2 separate regions of the Homo sapiens genome follow, and region 2 is linked to region 1. The links are chromatin loops, found by intact Hi-C in ENCODE. Cell type or tissue: endothelial cell of umbilical vein. All regions are shown on one strand. Links, peaks and the distances in the headings refer to the core of each region. The heading gives the core; the rest is flanking DNA.

Region 1 (8,698 bases), core at 2,873-6,872:
GGGGAAGGAACAAAGAGTCTGAGGGCTTTACTCACACCTCTACCGTGCCAGTTGCCATATGGACAGGAGCCAAGTCTCTCTTCCCTGTGAGACCCCAACCCCCTGCTCTTCACCAGACAGGGCTCCTGGCTCAAGACCACAGCACAGCTGCACCACCTCCTGGCTGAACATTTCCATTGGCAGTGGCTCTGCATTTCTCTGGGGTGGAGCTCCCAGAGGCAACTGAAAGTTCCTTTGTTACTGCCACTGTAGTGGTACTGCCCTTGCTGCCCCCAGAGAAGAAAAGGAACAAAGATTCTGAGTGCTTTACTCACACCTCCAGCTCTTAGCTGCCCTAAGGAGAAGAGGCCAGTCTGTCCTCCCTGTGAGCTTCCTGCACTCCCTGCCCATCACCAGGCAGGCCCTCCCCAGTGCCCCAAGCTTGGGCTCACAATGCAGCCACTCTGATTTGTAGTGGCTCTGTGTTTCTCTGGGGTGGAGCTCCAAGAGACAAGTCAAAAGCCCTTTGCCATTACCACTGCTAAGGTCTCTGTCCTCGTCACCCCCAAGCTGGAGAGGGAGTGTAAAGCCTGAGCTTGCCTCAAGGCTGCGGTGTATAGCTTAGGAGTGCAAAGCCAAGATCTGCAGCCAGCACTCAGGTAAGAGAGGAACCCACACTGTTAGAGTGCTGAGAGGGAACATGGCTGCAAATGCACAGAGGAGCCATGTGGCTGAGTAAGAGCCTGCCTACCAGCCGTTACACTTACACGCCATCTACTAGATCACAGCCCAAACTTCAAAACCAAAAATACTTTGCATATAACACCCTGTGAAACCAAGGACAAGAATTCAGCTACATATGAAGACCCTGAACAAAGCCTTGGCCCTCTGAAAACGTCCAGAAACAAAGTCAATTGACTATATTAAAATTACACCACAGTTAAAGGAATATCAGCCCATACAGATGAGAAAGAACTAGCGTAAGAACTCTGGCAATTCAAAAAGCTATAGTGTCTTCCTTCCTCCAAATGACTGCACTAGTTCCCCAGCAATGGTTCTTAACCAGGCTGAAATGACTGAAATAACAGACATAGAATTCAGAATATGGATAGGAATAAAGATCATCGAGAATCAGGTGAAAGTCAAAACCAATCCAAGGAATCTAGGGATAATAATAAAATGATATAATAACTGAAAGATGAAATGAAGAAAGAACCAACAGATCTGATAGAGCTGAAAACACTACAAGAATTTCATAATACGATTGAAAATATTTATTATTTTTAAATTAATTAATTTACTTTTTTTTTTTTGAGATGGGTTTGAACTCTGTCACCCAGGCTGGAATGTATGGCTCATCACAGCCTCAACCTCCTGGGCTCAGGTGCTCTTCCCACCTCAGTCTTACAACTAGCTTGGACTACAGGTGCACACCACCATGCCGGGCTAATTTTTTTGTATTTTTTGAAGAGATGGGGTTTTGCCATGTTGCCCACATTGGACTCAAGCAATCCACCTGCCTAGGCCTCCAAAAGTGCTAGGATTACAGATGAGAGCCACTGTGCCGGGCCAATTGCAAGTATTAACAACAGAATTGGCCAAGCTGAGGAAAGAATCTCATAGCAAAAAGGTTCTCTGAATGAACAGAATCAAAAATAAAGAGAAAAGAATAAAAAAGAATGTGCAAAACTTCTTAGAAATACGGGATTCTGTAAAGAGACCAAATCTACGACTCATTGGCATCCCTGAAAGACAGGGAGAGAAACCAAACAACTTGGAAAATATATTTGAAGATACTGTCCATGCATATTTCCCCAACTTCACTAGAGAGGCCAAAATTCAAATTCAGGAAATGCAGAGAACCCTTTAAGATACTGTATAAGACAACTATCCCTAAGACACATAGTCATCAGACTCTCCAAGGTTGACATGAAAGAAAAAAATATTAAAGGCAGCTAAAGAGAAGAGAAAGGCAGCAAAGAGAACCTCATCAGGCTAACAGCATATCTTTCAGCAGAAACTCTACAGGCCAGAAGAGATTAGGGGCCTTTATTAAGCATTATTAAAAAAAAAAAAGAATCTCAACCAAGAATTTTATATCCAGCCAAACTAAGCTTCATCAAAAAAGGAGAAATAAGATCTTCATCAGACAAGCAAATGTTAAGGGCATTCATTACCACCAGACCTGCCTTACAAGAGGTTTTTAAAGGAGCACTAAATATGGAAATGAAAGACCATTATGGCCACCACAAAAACACACTTAAGTACATAGACCATTGACACTATAAAGCAACTACACAATTGAGTCTGCATAATAAACCGCTAACAACAAGATGACAGCATTAAATCCTCACATATCAAATATTAACCTTGAATGAAAACAGGCTAAATGACCCAATTAAAAGGCCACAGAGTTGCAAGTTAGATAAAGAAGAAAGATCCAACCACATGCTGTCTTCAAAAGACCCATCTCACATGCAATGACAGTCATAGGTTCAAAGTAAAGGGATGGAGAAAAATCTACCAAACAGGCTGGGCGCGGTGGCTCACGCCTGTAATCCCAGCACTTTGGGAGGCCGAGGCGGGTGGATCATGAGGTCAGGAGATCGAGACCATCCTGGCTAACAAGGTGAAACCCTGTCTCTACTAAAAATACAAAAAATTAGCCGGGCGCGGTGGCGGGCGCCTGTGGTCCCAGCTACTCGGGAGGCTGAGGCAGGAGAATGGCGTGAACCCGGGAAGCGGAGCTTGCAGTAAGCCGAGATTGCGCCACTGCGGTCCGCAGTCCGGCCTGGGCGACAGAGCGAGACTCCGTCTCAAAAAAAAAAAAAAAAAAAAAATCTACCAAACAAATGGAAAACAAAAAAAGCAGGGGTTGCTATTCTAATTTCAGACAAAACAGACTTTAAGCCAGCAATGATAAAAAAGACAAAGACAGGCATTATATAATCGTAAAGGGTTTAATTCAACAAGAAGACTTAACTATCCTGAATATTTATGTGCCCAACAGAGGAGTATCCTCATTCATAAAACAAGTCCTTAAAGACCTATGAAGAGACTTAGATAACCATACAATAATAATGGGAGACTTCAACACCCTATTGACAGTATTAGACAGACCATCAAGGCAGAAAAGTAATGAAGATATTTGGGACCCAAATTTGACACTTAACCAAATGGACCTAATAGACATTTATAACACTCTCCACCCAAAACCAACAGAATATACATTCTTCTCTTCTGCACATACACGTACTCTAAAATCGACTACACCGTTGGCCATAAAAATTATTAGCAAATTCAAAAAATTCAGAAGTATACCATCCACACTCTCAGATTATATAACAATAAAAATAGAAACCAATACCATGAAGATCACTCAAAACCATACAATTACATGGAAATTAAACAGCCTGCTCCTGAATGACTTCTGGGTAAACAATGTAATTAAGGCAGAAACCAAGAAATTTTTTTGAAACTAATGAGAACAAAGATACAACATACCAGAACTTCTGGGACACAGCTAAAGCAGTATTAAGAGGAAAGTTTATAGTGCTAAATGCTCACATCAAAAAGTTAGAAAGATATAAAATTAACAACCTAACACCACACCAAAAGGTCACAACTGCAAATGAGAAAATGTGGGCATCAATGTACATGGAAATGTCCTTTTCTTTTCCTATTGGGTCCTGTTCTTTTTCTGATAAAGCACCTGACAGGTACTCTAGAGGAAATGATATCTAGAATTGTGCCATGCTGTCAGCTAGGCCTTGATCATCCATGTCAGGAAATGCAAAGGTGAGCAGGGCATGAAGACATGCTGTTTGAAGCTAAGGCAAATGCCTGAGTCTGAAGTGAAAACCTCCTACACTTCAAAGGTCTAATATGTGACGAGATTCTTCCACGAGTTGGGACTTGCTTGGCCATTATGGGGGTAATTTCATCTGAAATATTGTTTATGAGCAGCTTTAGGTATCTATAAATATTCTGAACTTTGGAAAAATTAATGTGAGCCCATGACAAGCCAGTGGGTAATAAATGAATCATAAAGGCTGCTGTTTGAATAATGTACTTATTTTGTAACCAGCAGAAGTCATTATGTATACAAACCATCTACGTGCTGAAGCCAGAGAAACTTTCATTCAGAGTCCATCAACAAAGACTAAGCATGCTTACACTTAACAGACTAGACTCCACCATAAACATGTATCATGATAATGATATATTCTTTAAGTGGCCCTCTCACCTTCTGCTGACTCCTGCTCTGACTTTCTGGAGCGCACGGCGATGGATGATGGTTGGGAAAGATCAGTGCCTCTTCTCCAAACACAAACCTCCACGTAGCGAGCACTTTCATTGACGTGATATTCAGCATCCCCAAAGTGCAGGACAGGTTCTAAAGAGGCAAAAAAAGATACACTAAGAATGCTTCAGCCTGCCTGGTATACTGTCTCCTTTGGCCCTGTGTGAGCCTGGGCATTTGTCATAATTGTCAGACATGACAGATCCCATAGGTCTTGTTTTTTTATATAGCTCAGGGAGAACAAAAACAAAAACACACAAAAAGCCACATCAGAGTCACATACCATGACTTTGACTCCAGGAAATGCCATGAGATGAAGTCAGTTGAGATGCTATTCATTTTTTTGTTTTAAGAACTTTCCATTACATAGAAGAGATTTTCCTATTAGGGAAAATTGGCCAATCAGCTGTAACTCAGGCAAGTCCACTATTGTTTGGGAAAAGATGGTGGAGAAGTTAGAGAGGCTTTTTTTGGCAGGGAGAAAATTGCTCTTCCTGTGGAGGGACAGTTGAGCCAGAATTCTGAGTTTGATCACTATGGCTATGCCTTTTCTTAGGGCATTTGCTGATTACAGGGACAGATGGAAATCCTGGGGCAGTGAATGAGGGGGAGGAGAGATCCTGTTAGCTGAGATGCCAGAAGCGCTTCCCCAGGAGACCAAGAAGTGACTCCATAGAAAAAGAAGGCTGAAGGAGAACAACCAGCACAGACACCAGGCTTCAGCGGTGGGTAGAAGGGAATTGTACATCTTCTAAAAGGAGAAAGAGGTTGACAATGCGAATGTTGCTTTGGCCAAGCAAATACACTTATCCATACCCCGTTCGCTCTTGTTCTAAAAGGTAGCTATGAACTTAGGTGATTATTTAAAGCATATACAAGGCTTAGCTGTAACAATACCTACTATATGTACTGTCATGAAAAAGATTTTGAGATGAATACTTTTGTTGGCTGTGACATCTGGAGGCAAAAAATGTAAATATTAGGAAGCAGATTCACCATGGAGGAACAACCCCTTGAGGTTGTTGAACGGAAAATTAGTTATGGAGATGACACCTTTGCAAATATATTGCAATGCACCAGGAGTGTATCTGAATTTAAATTCAAATTTTTGGAGGCTAGGAATCAGATTTAGTAAATATTATTTGTTTCAAGATGTATTTTAGTAGATCTTTTAACTGCTGAGGGAGTAGTAGTAGTAAAACTGCAAGACCTCTCCTGTCCTGGTTATGCCAAACAGCTCCCAATACACTGAACACAGCATGCATTTGTGAGCCTCCATCTTTGTTGATGATGTTCTCTGAGCTGGAATGTGCCAATATGGCAAATGCCTACTCATTTTTTTAAGACTTTATTGATAAAGAGTTGCCTTCTCTGGGAAGCCATATTTATTTCCTCAATAAATAATCATTCTTCACTCTGTGCTTCCCTAACATTTCAAATAGTTCTATAACTGTAGTGATGGAATACACTTGCAATTTGCTCACCTCAGGCATACAGCAGGCAGGTGGCCTGCACTCAGAAAAGGGTGGTAGGGTCATTCTTTCTTTTCTTTTTAATGAACATGTAGTAATTGTATGTATTTATGGGGTACATAGTGGTGTTTTGATATATTTATGGCACAGTGATCAGGTCAGGGTAATGCACATATCCCATTCTTTCTTCTCTTACCAAGAACTTTCTCCTCATTATTGCTAATGGGTGTTTCTGATGCCTCCACGGTTGGGACAGGAAAGAAGGAGGATAGGCAGGAGTAGCAGGAAAGTTCTTTCTTGAACACTTTCATGGATGTCAGTACTCTTTGGTTTTGGAAGATGGAAGAAAAGCTGATCCTGTTTATCATGGGCACTTCTGCAGGTTCTTTGGGATCTCTCACTCCCACAGTTGGGTATCTCTTATCTGCAGTTCTCTTGATGAGGATGAAACAGATATATTCTGGCTGATCACTTAATCATTCCTCAACCTATTTAGCATTTGGAAGTACCTCTGTTCAGCCCTCTAGATGGCACCTTTGGACAAGTTCATTCTGGCTCACTCTTGTATGCATGGCTCACATGTGGTCCATGGCAACCTTCCTGCATCCTCTGCCTTGATAAACTCCAGGAATACCACTTAACCCCAATGCAGTCCCTCTCTTTTGTTCATCCACCAAAGCAGCCAACCAGTTTATCTCCCACATTCAGATTTTCCAGGCAGAGCCAGATCCCAGTTCATTGTGTTCTCCACATTGCAGGTGGCACACATCATACTGCCCAAATGGTCTCCTTCGAGCCCCCTCTCTTGATTTAGCACCTCTTTAAAATGCAAAAATGTTAAATTTACCATTCTAACATGCTATCCTGTGTTTTTTTTATTATTATTATACTTTAAGTTTTAGGGTACATGTGCACAATGTACAGGTTTGTTACATATGTATACATGTGCCATGTTGGTACGCTGTACCCATTAACTCATCATTTAGCATTAGGTATATCTCCTAATGCTATCCCTCCCCCATCCCCCCACCCCACAACAGGCCCCAGTGTGTGATGTTCTCCTTCCTGTGTCCATGTGTTCTCATTGTTCAATTCCCACCTATGAGTGAGAACATGCAGTGTTTGGTTTTTTCTCCTCGCGATAGTTTGCTGAGAATGATGGTTTCCAGCTTCATCGATGTCCCTACAATGGACATGAACTCATCATTTTTTATGGCTGCATAGTACTCCATGGTGTATATGTGCCACATTTTCTTAATCCAGTCTATCATTGTTGGACATTTGGGTTGGTTCCAAGTCTTTGCTATTGTGAATAGTGCCACAATAAACATACGTGTGCATGTGTCTTTATAGCAGCATGATTTATATTCCTTTGGGTATATACCCAGTAATGGGATGGCTGGGTCAAATGGTATTTCTAGTTCTAGATCCCTGAGGAATCGCCACACTGACTTCCACAATGGTTGAACTAGTTTACAGTCCCACCAACAGGGTAAAAGTGTTCCTATTTCTCCACATCCTCTCCAGCACCTGTCGTTTCCTGACTTTTTAATGATCACCATTCTAACTGGTGTGAGATGGTATCTCATTGTGGTTTTGATTTGCATTTCTCTGATGGCCAGTGATGATGAGCATTTTTTCATGTGTTTTTTGGCTGCATAAATGTCTTCTTTTGAGAAGTGTCTGTTCATGTCCTTGGCCCACTTGTGGATGGGGTTGTTTTTTTCTTGTAAATTTGTTTGAGTTCACTGTAGATTCTGGATATTAGCCCTTTGTCAGATGAGTAGGTTGCAAAAATTTTCGCCCATTCTGTAGGTTGCCTGTTCACTCTGATGGTGGTTTCTTTTGCTGTGCAGAAGTTCTTTAGTTTAATTAGATCCCATTTGTCAATTTTGGCTTTTGTTGCCATTGCTTTTGGTGTTTTAGACATGAAGTCCTTGCCCATGCCTATGTCCTGAATGGTATTGCCTAGGTTTTTTTCTAGGGTTTTTATGGTTTCAGGTCTAACATGTAAGTCTTTAATCCATCTTGAATTAATTTTTGTATAAGGTGTAAGGAAGGGATCCAGTTTCAGCTTTCTACATGTGGCTAGCCAGTTTTCCCAGCACCATTTATTAAATAGGGAATCCTTTCCCCATTGCTTGTTTTTCTCAGGTTTGGCAAAGATCAGATAGTTGTAGATATGTGGCATTATTTCTGAGGGCTCTCTTCTGTTCCATTGGTCTATATCTCTGTTTTGGTACCACTACCATGCTGTTTTGGTTACTGTAGCCTTGTATTATAGTTTGAAGTCAGGTAGCGTGATGCCTGCAGCTTTGTTCTTTTGGCTTAGGATTGACTTGGCGATGTGGGCTCTTTTTTGGTTCCATATGAACTTTAAAGTAGTTTTTTCGAATTCTGTGAAGAAAGTCATTGGTGTCTTGATGGGGATGGCATTGAATCTGTAAATTACCTTGGGCAGTATGGCCATTTTCACAATATTGATTCTTCCTACCCATGAGCATGGAATGTTCTTCCATTTCTTTGTATCCTCTTTTATTTCCTTGAGCAGTGGTTTGTAGTTCTCCTTGAAGAGGTCCTTCACCTCCCTTGTAAGTTGGATTCCTAGGTATTTTATTGTCTTTGAAGCAATTGTGAACGGGAGTTCACTCATGATTTGGCTCTCTGTCTGTTATTGGTGTATAAGAATGCTTGTGATTTTTGCACATTGATTTTGTATCCTGAGACTTTGCTGAAGTTGCTTATCAGCTTAAGGAGATTTTGGGCTGAGACGATGGGGTTTTCTAGATATACAATCATGTCATCTGCAAACAGGGACAATTTGACTTCCTCTTTTCCTAATTGAATACCCTTTATTTCCTTCTCCTGCCTGACTGCCCTGGCCAGAACTTCCAACACTATGTTGAATAGGAGTGATGAGAGAGGGCATCCCTGTCTTGTGCCA
Region 2 (6,730 bases), core at 355-4,354, 55 kb before region 1:
CACTCTGTCACCTATGCTGAAGTGCAGTGGTGTGATCTTGGCTCACTGCAGCCTCCACCTCCGGAATTCAGGTGATTCTTGTGCCTCAGCCTTCCGAATAGCTGAGATCACAGGTGTGTGCCACCATGCCCGGCTAGTTTCTGTGTTTTTTGTAGAGATGAGGTTTTGCCATGTTGTCCAGGCTGGTCTCAAGCTCCTGGCCTCAAGCGATCTGCCTGCCTCAGCCTCCCAAAGTGCTGGGATTACAGGCACGAGCCACCACACCAGGCCTCAGTCTTCTTTAAATCATTGTTTTCTCTATCTGAAATGGCATAAATTGTCACTCCTATTTGGTAAGTCAGGTTGGCCTGACTTTGTTTCAGTGGCTCTAGGTTGACTGGTTATGTTTTTAAGGTGCTGCTCAAGGTATTCCTGAAGTGATTTGTATACCTCACATTGCTTATGTTTTAAGTCCCAAGGATGACTGTCAAATTTAGTGAAATCTGTCTGGCTTTTCTTATATTATAGTCTAACAAACAAATAGAACCTAATCTTTATGGATTATTTATAGTCATAGAAAGGATAGTAATGGTTAATTAGCTATTTGAACTGTTAATAGTAATATAATAACTATGTCAAGAGTTTGTGCTATTAGAAATTGCAGTTTTTTTTGCCTGGACCAGTGTTTATTTTTGAAGCTTTGTTTGCATAGCTGGCGTCTTATGTGTATTGGAGGGATTTGAAGAGCTCCATGTTAGTATATTTTTGTACAATTAAGTTATAAAAAGGTATTAATTAATTTTGTTTTTTTTCTGTTGAAGATTGTTTTGAAAGAATAGATTGTGTTGTAAAAAGATATTTAATCAGACTCCAAAAGCAATTTTAGCTTCGATTTTATGTATTTTGATGTTTTTGAGATAATTCCTGTTTCTCACTACATTGACACTTTCATTTACTTTAAAGCAGTGAATTCTAAGATTATGTTTACTCAAAAACAAAGCACATATATAATACATATGTTCAAGAGATGAGGTTAGGGAAACTGCCCTTGTTGAAATCGTAACCAAATATTAATGAAATGCTGGTAATTTCAATTTCATTTAGTAAGTTTGATTAAAATTGACATTGTTCGTAAACTTGTATTTGAGTAGTGCGAATGGTCTCAGAGAACAAACTATAAAATGTTTTAATTTTCAAGCTTTTATGAAACTTGAAAGATACTTTACAAGAATATTAATTTTCTAATCCTATAGAACTTGCTCTCCAACTTTTTACTGTGAAACTTGTTATTTTGATGTTTTTGAGAAGAATGTTTAGAAGGTAGTGTGATTTCTGAACTACTTGTTTTAAAATTAGTAACAATGACACATGAAAACCAGGATTGGACTAAGTGATTTTTTTTTGTGGGTTACAATTCAAATTACTAATTCTAGAAATCATTTCTATATCTGGTATTATAGGGTATTTGTTAATATTATCTCTGATCTGAGTATATTTTTTGTTTGTTTATCTAGGACTTTGATTCCTGGTTTGATACAAACAACTGCCTTGGGGATCAAAAACTAGTTGAGAGGCTTCATATGGTAAGTATTTTGGAGTAGTGTTAAAGCATATTTATGATGGGAAAAAGGATAAAGGTTTAAATTAGTAGATTATTTTCCTGTTAATAAAAAACACAATGGCTTAAGAATCAGATCTGCTTGAATTCTGACACTTAACTCTTACATCTTACAATCAGTGTAGGGGGTGATGTGTGGTTGTTTCAGTGTTAGAACCTAGAATGGAATCCTGACTTAAGGGAGAAAGTATTCTCTTACAGTTATACAAAATACAGTGGGGGGAAGAAGAATTGCATAATAATTAATATAGACAAGTTTTTGTTGTTGTTTTTGAGACAGTCTCACTTTGTCGTCCAGGCTGGAGTGCAGTGGCATGATCTTGGCTCACTGAAACCTCTGCCTCCCAGGCTCAAGCAGTCTCTCCCCATTCAGCGTCTAGAGTAGCTGGGGCTACAGGCTCTGGCCACCATGCCCAGCTAATTTTTGTATTTTTTGTAGAGATAGTGTTTCACCATGTTGCCCAGGCTAATCTCGAACTTCTGAACTCAAGTTATCAACCTGCCTGCCTTGGCCTCCCAGAGTGTTGGGATTACAGGCATGAGCCACCACGCCCGGCCTTAATAGACAAGTTTTTAAAGCTTAGTTCAATTTACATTCCATGGAAGAATCTAACAGGTTCACTTTTGAAAGGGCTAAAGATCCATCTGTTTTTTCTTAAATCTAGCTACATTGTGTATAAACAACTGCTAATATTGCATTATGAGCACAGTTGGTATGTTTTTGCTTGCTGTATAGCTTTGTTTCTACATACAGCTTCCTGTGACGGTTCACAAGTAAAAGTTGGTAGGTAGAGAAACTTCTCTAACAGACACCAGATTAAAATACCCTGCTAAGCAGGTTAAAGCAGGAGCTTGTAAGAATGTTATATAAAGCCCTTAATGACCTAACTCAGGAATTCTCAGCCTCTTTTGACATTTTGGTCTGGGTATATCTGAGAGGGGTAAGGAGAGAGGGGAGAACGTGATTGTCCTGTGTATTGTAGCATGTTTAATAGCATCCCTGATACTTTTACTCACTAGATGGCAGTAGTAACATTCCTCCAGTTGTGACAACCAAAAATTTCTCTAGACATTGCAGATGTCCCCTGGGGAACAAAATTGTGCCCCTCCATGACCTAACCTTTTTAACATTCTTTGGCATCTGTTTTACTTCTTCATATATTGAGCTTTAATTTGATAGATTGCTGACCCCACTGTCAGTTTTCTGTAAACATTGTGGTAATTCTAATCTATTTTTGCTTATCATTTTTGCTACACCTAGAATCCTTTTTCCTGGTCTCTTTACTAATACCTAGTCCAAGACTCAGCGACATCACCTCCACTGAACCAGCCAGGCTGAGGCTGGCCTAGGTGCCCTTCTGTGTATTCCATCTTTAACAATCTGAGCATCCTAATATTATAGGACTTTGCAGAGGATATTGAGATGATTCACAAGTGTTTTCCATACTGGATTGTAAGCACAAAGGCAGGAAGCACAGATTTATTTGTCTTTGTATACCTGGCACAATGCCTAGTTAGAGTGGATATTTGAACAGGGAAAAAAATTTAAGTTCATGATTGTTCAAATATTTCATTATAAAGTACTTTAAAATTCTTAAATATTGAGAGTTTTGTTAAATATTTGAAGGTAGTAATTTCCTAGCTACCTTTGTTTCAATTCAGATGGCATTCATGCATCTAAGCACTCTCTTTGTATTTACTTAGACCAAGGATTGTGGAGTGTATATGTAATCTTGGGGGTAGAAAAGGAGGCAGAAGAACATGATTTTTTTTCATGCATTTTTTTCCCCTTATTCCTCTGCTCTTGGCTTTCCTTTAGTAAATACGTAGGTACATCTAGGTAAAGCAAATGAACAACCCATTCAGCAGTATCAACCAGATTTGGTAACTCTGTTTTGTTCACAGGGTATTTTGAAAATGCTTATGAAGTCAGGGAGAAGAGGTCTTGTAGCTACCTCTCTACTTTCTCCTGCTCTTTACTTTGAAGTTTCTACAGTAGCACCTGTGGTCTTATAATGAAAGGAGGGTTTAGAAGTCGGTATGGATGCGCTTAGGAATGAGATAACTCTTATTTGATGTATTAGTTATCTAATGCTGCAAAAGAACCCCTTATTCCCTCCACCCCCCAAAAACACCTTAACCCCCCTTTAGGGGTTACTAAGACCCCCTTATTTCCCCCACCTCCAAAACACTTCATAGTTTATATTTTATTAACAACCCCAGAATTTATGGGTTGACTGGATGGTTTCTTTGTGGATTACACTTGGGGTTATCCAGTTACATTTATTTAGCTGGACAATGCTAGAAGAGAACCGGTGGGGCTAAAGGTCTTCACTTACACATCTGGCAGTTGCTGCCGCCTGTTGACTAGGGCTGAACTAGCTTTTCTACGTGGTGATGTTAGAGAGGTGTTGCTGGTATTTTTCCCACTAATGTCTAATTTGGTTTGTGATATAGTCACTATTTTTAAAAACCAGTGTAAATAGAACAGAGGTACAAAAAAGGGTATCTTTAGTTGTGTAGTTAATTTTAAAACTTACTGTTCTATGAAAATGAGTGAACTACTACTACATATAACATGGAAATGTCTCATTGTTTAATAAAAGAAACCAGATATAAATGGGTGCATATTGAGTGAGTCCATGTATATAAAGTTAAAAATGATAGGCAAAATTAATTTATGGTGTCTAAAAATAAGAATATTGCTTACCCTTGGGAAGGAAAAGAGGGGATAGTGATTGGAAGGGACACAAAAATGATTTCTAGAGTGTTCTATTTGGGTAATAACATGGGTACTTTTACAGTACTTGAATAAAATTTCTAGAACTGTACACTCATGATTTATTGAAGTGTGTACTTTTATATTCTTTCCCTAAGTTAGTACATTAAGTTTAAAGACTAACCATAAGGAGATCTTAATGAGACCCTTGTCCATTCTTTTTTTTTTTTTTTTTTTTTTTTTTTGAGATGGAGTCTAGCTCTGTCGCCCAGGATGGAGTGCAGTGGCGCCATCTTGGCTCACTGCAAGCTCCGCCTCCCGGGTTCACACCATTCTCCTGTCTCAGCCTCCCAAGTAGCTGGGACTACAGGTACCTGCCACCTCGCCTGGCTAATTTTTTGTATTTTTAATAGAGACGGGGTTTCACCATGTTAGCCAGGATGGTCTCGATTTCCTGACCTTGTGATCTGCCTGCCTCGGCCTCCCGACCCTTGCCCATTCTTAGGCACTGTTAGACAGTCTGCATGCAAGTAACTAGTTTTAGACCTGAAAGGCAGCAAATTGTTGAAAACATTTTAAAAATTTACTATTGTTTTTAGTATTTTATGGTAGTATAACAAGTATATACTCAAACATATACAGGCACATCTCATTACCCTTTGCAGTGCTTCACAGATACTGCATTTTTAAGAAACATTTATTTTGCGAAACAAATAGATGGTTTGTGGCAACCCTGTGTCAAGGAAGTCTATCAATAAACACCGTTTTCCCAACGGCATGTGTTTACTCTGTTTTTAAAGCAGTAATGTATTGCTTTAAATAATGTATCACATTTTTAAAGCAATAATGTACTTTTAAAATAAGGTGTGTACGTTGTTTTTTTTTTAGACATAATGCTATTGCACACTTAATAGTGTAAATGTAACTCTTAGATGCACTGGGAAATGTGACTTGCTTTATTGAGGTAGTCTGGAACTGAGCCTACAATATCTCTGAGGTATGCCTTTATTGAATAAGTAATGGTCTTGTATTACTACCCTTCAGGAACCCAGTAGTAATAAATTATATACAGTTAGCCCTTCATATCCATAGGTTCCACATCCATAGATTCAATCAACTATGGATTGGAAATATTTGTCCCCAAAAAAGATAAAAATAAAATAGATGGTTCCATCTGTGTTAAATATACCGACCTTTTCCTTGTCATTATTCCCTAAACGGTATAGTGTAACAACTATTAACATAGCATTTACATTCCATTAACTATTATTATAAGTAATCTAGAGATGATTTAAAGTATATGGGAGGATGTTTGTAGGTTATATGCAAATACTACATTTTTTATAATGGACTCGAGCATTTGTGGATTTTGGTATTCAAAGGGAAGGGGACAGGAACTAGTCTCCCACAGATACTGAGATATGACTGTATTTGCAGGGAGAAGTCCTAAGAAATCACTTGATACTCACGCAGAGAAATTTCTTTTTCATGTATTTTATATACAATTCTAAGATGCTGAAATATGACCTTATGTGTAATATTGGTATTACCTGTTTATTTTTGTCCTTTTTAAGGTTTTGCGTCCATTCCTCCTTCGTCGAATTAAGGCTGATGTTGAAAAGAGTTTGCCTCCAAAGAAGGAAGTAAAAATCTATGTGGGCCTCAGCAAAATGCAAAGGGAATGGTATGTATTCTCAGATGTACTTGATAGCACTATTGATTCTTCCCTAAATTTCATGTGTATTTTGTTTTCCTAATTTGTGTCTTCATGGAATTCCAATTTGCTGGATTGAACTCAACCTGAAAAGAGTTTTCTTGTCACGTAGTATAGGACTTGCTCATTAAGTTCGTTATAGAAAGTTTTGAACCTGTTAGATGACAGAATCAGGATGGAAGGCTTATGAATCCAAAATTAAAATTGGGATTTAATTAAACGGGGTTCATATGAAACCATCTACTTGGGATTTTTAAAAAGGAAACTGTGATAGCACAGTGTGGGAGATATATGGTTCACTTATAGTTCATAAATACTGGGTCAGTGTAAAGTAGCTGCAGAAAAAGATACTGTTGGCCTTAATGTAAATGTAGTGTTCAAAGGAGAGGAAATAAATATAGCTACCCTTTTCTTTACTGGTCTCATCATATTTCATGTATATTTAACTGCATACTTAAATTTTGATAAGTATTTGCAAGAGGCCAGAGTTGTTTGGTTAAAGGACTTAATATCATATAGAGAACTGGGCATGTTATCTGGGTAAGAGGTTATCTGTAGAAGGTGGTTGGTCCTAAATGTCCTCAAAAACTTCTGAAAGGGTAGCAGATATTAGGCTTACCTTGGATGGCTCTAAAACAGAACTAAGATGAGTCAATGCTAAGGAAAGACAAATCTTTTTTAGTTAAACATTTGAGTGAAC

Evidence for each region. Peaks named below come from ENCODE experiments on the same cell type or tissue, not always from the same donor. Only the 100,000 strongest peaks of a DNase experiment are listed, where the experiment ranks them.
Region 2: a loop joins it to region 1, with 5 times the contacts of the local background. A loop is called at or near these places in 1 of 110 quality-filtered maps.

The regions. Positions count from the first base shown.
Region 1 is chr4:143,581,619-143,590,316 of GRCh38, forward strand. It overlaps FREM3 (FRAS1 related extracellular matrix 3), which reads right to left. Exons shown (of 8, transcript NM_001168235.2): 7 at 4,226-4,375. Among named protein-coding and RNA genes, the nearest start is that of SMARCA5-AS1, 71 kb to the left of the region's middle. In endothelial cell of umbilical vein, for the core only: no CTCF peak of the experiment used is centred there; a DNase peak (open chromatin) is centred at 4,663; H3K27ac peaks cover 2,027 bases.
Region 2 is chr4:143,528,965-143,535,694 of GRCh38, forward strand. SMARCA5 (SNF2 related chromatin remodeling ATPase 5) reads left to right here. Exons shown (of 24, transcript NM_003601.4): 9 at 1,494-1,562; 10 at 5,891-6,000. Among named protein-coding and RNA genes, the nearest start is that of SMARCA5-AS1, 17 kb to the left of the region's middle. In endothelial cell of umbilical vein, for the core only: CTCF peaks have their summits at 2,621 (motif pointing right) and 2,824; DNase peaks (open chromatin) are centred at 2,607 and 3,087; H3K27ac peaks cover 1,530 bases.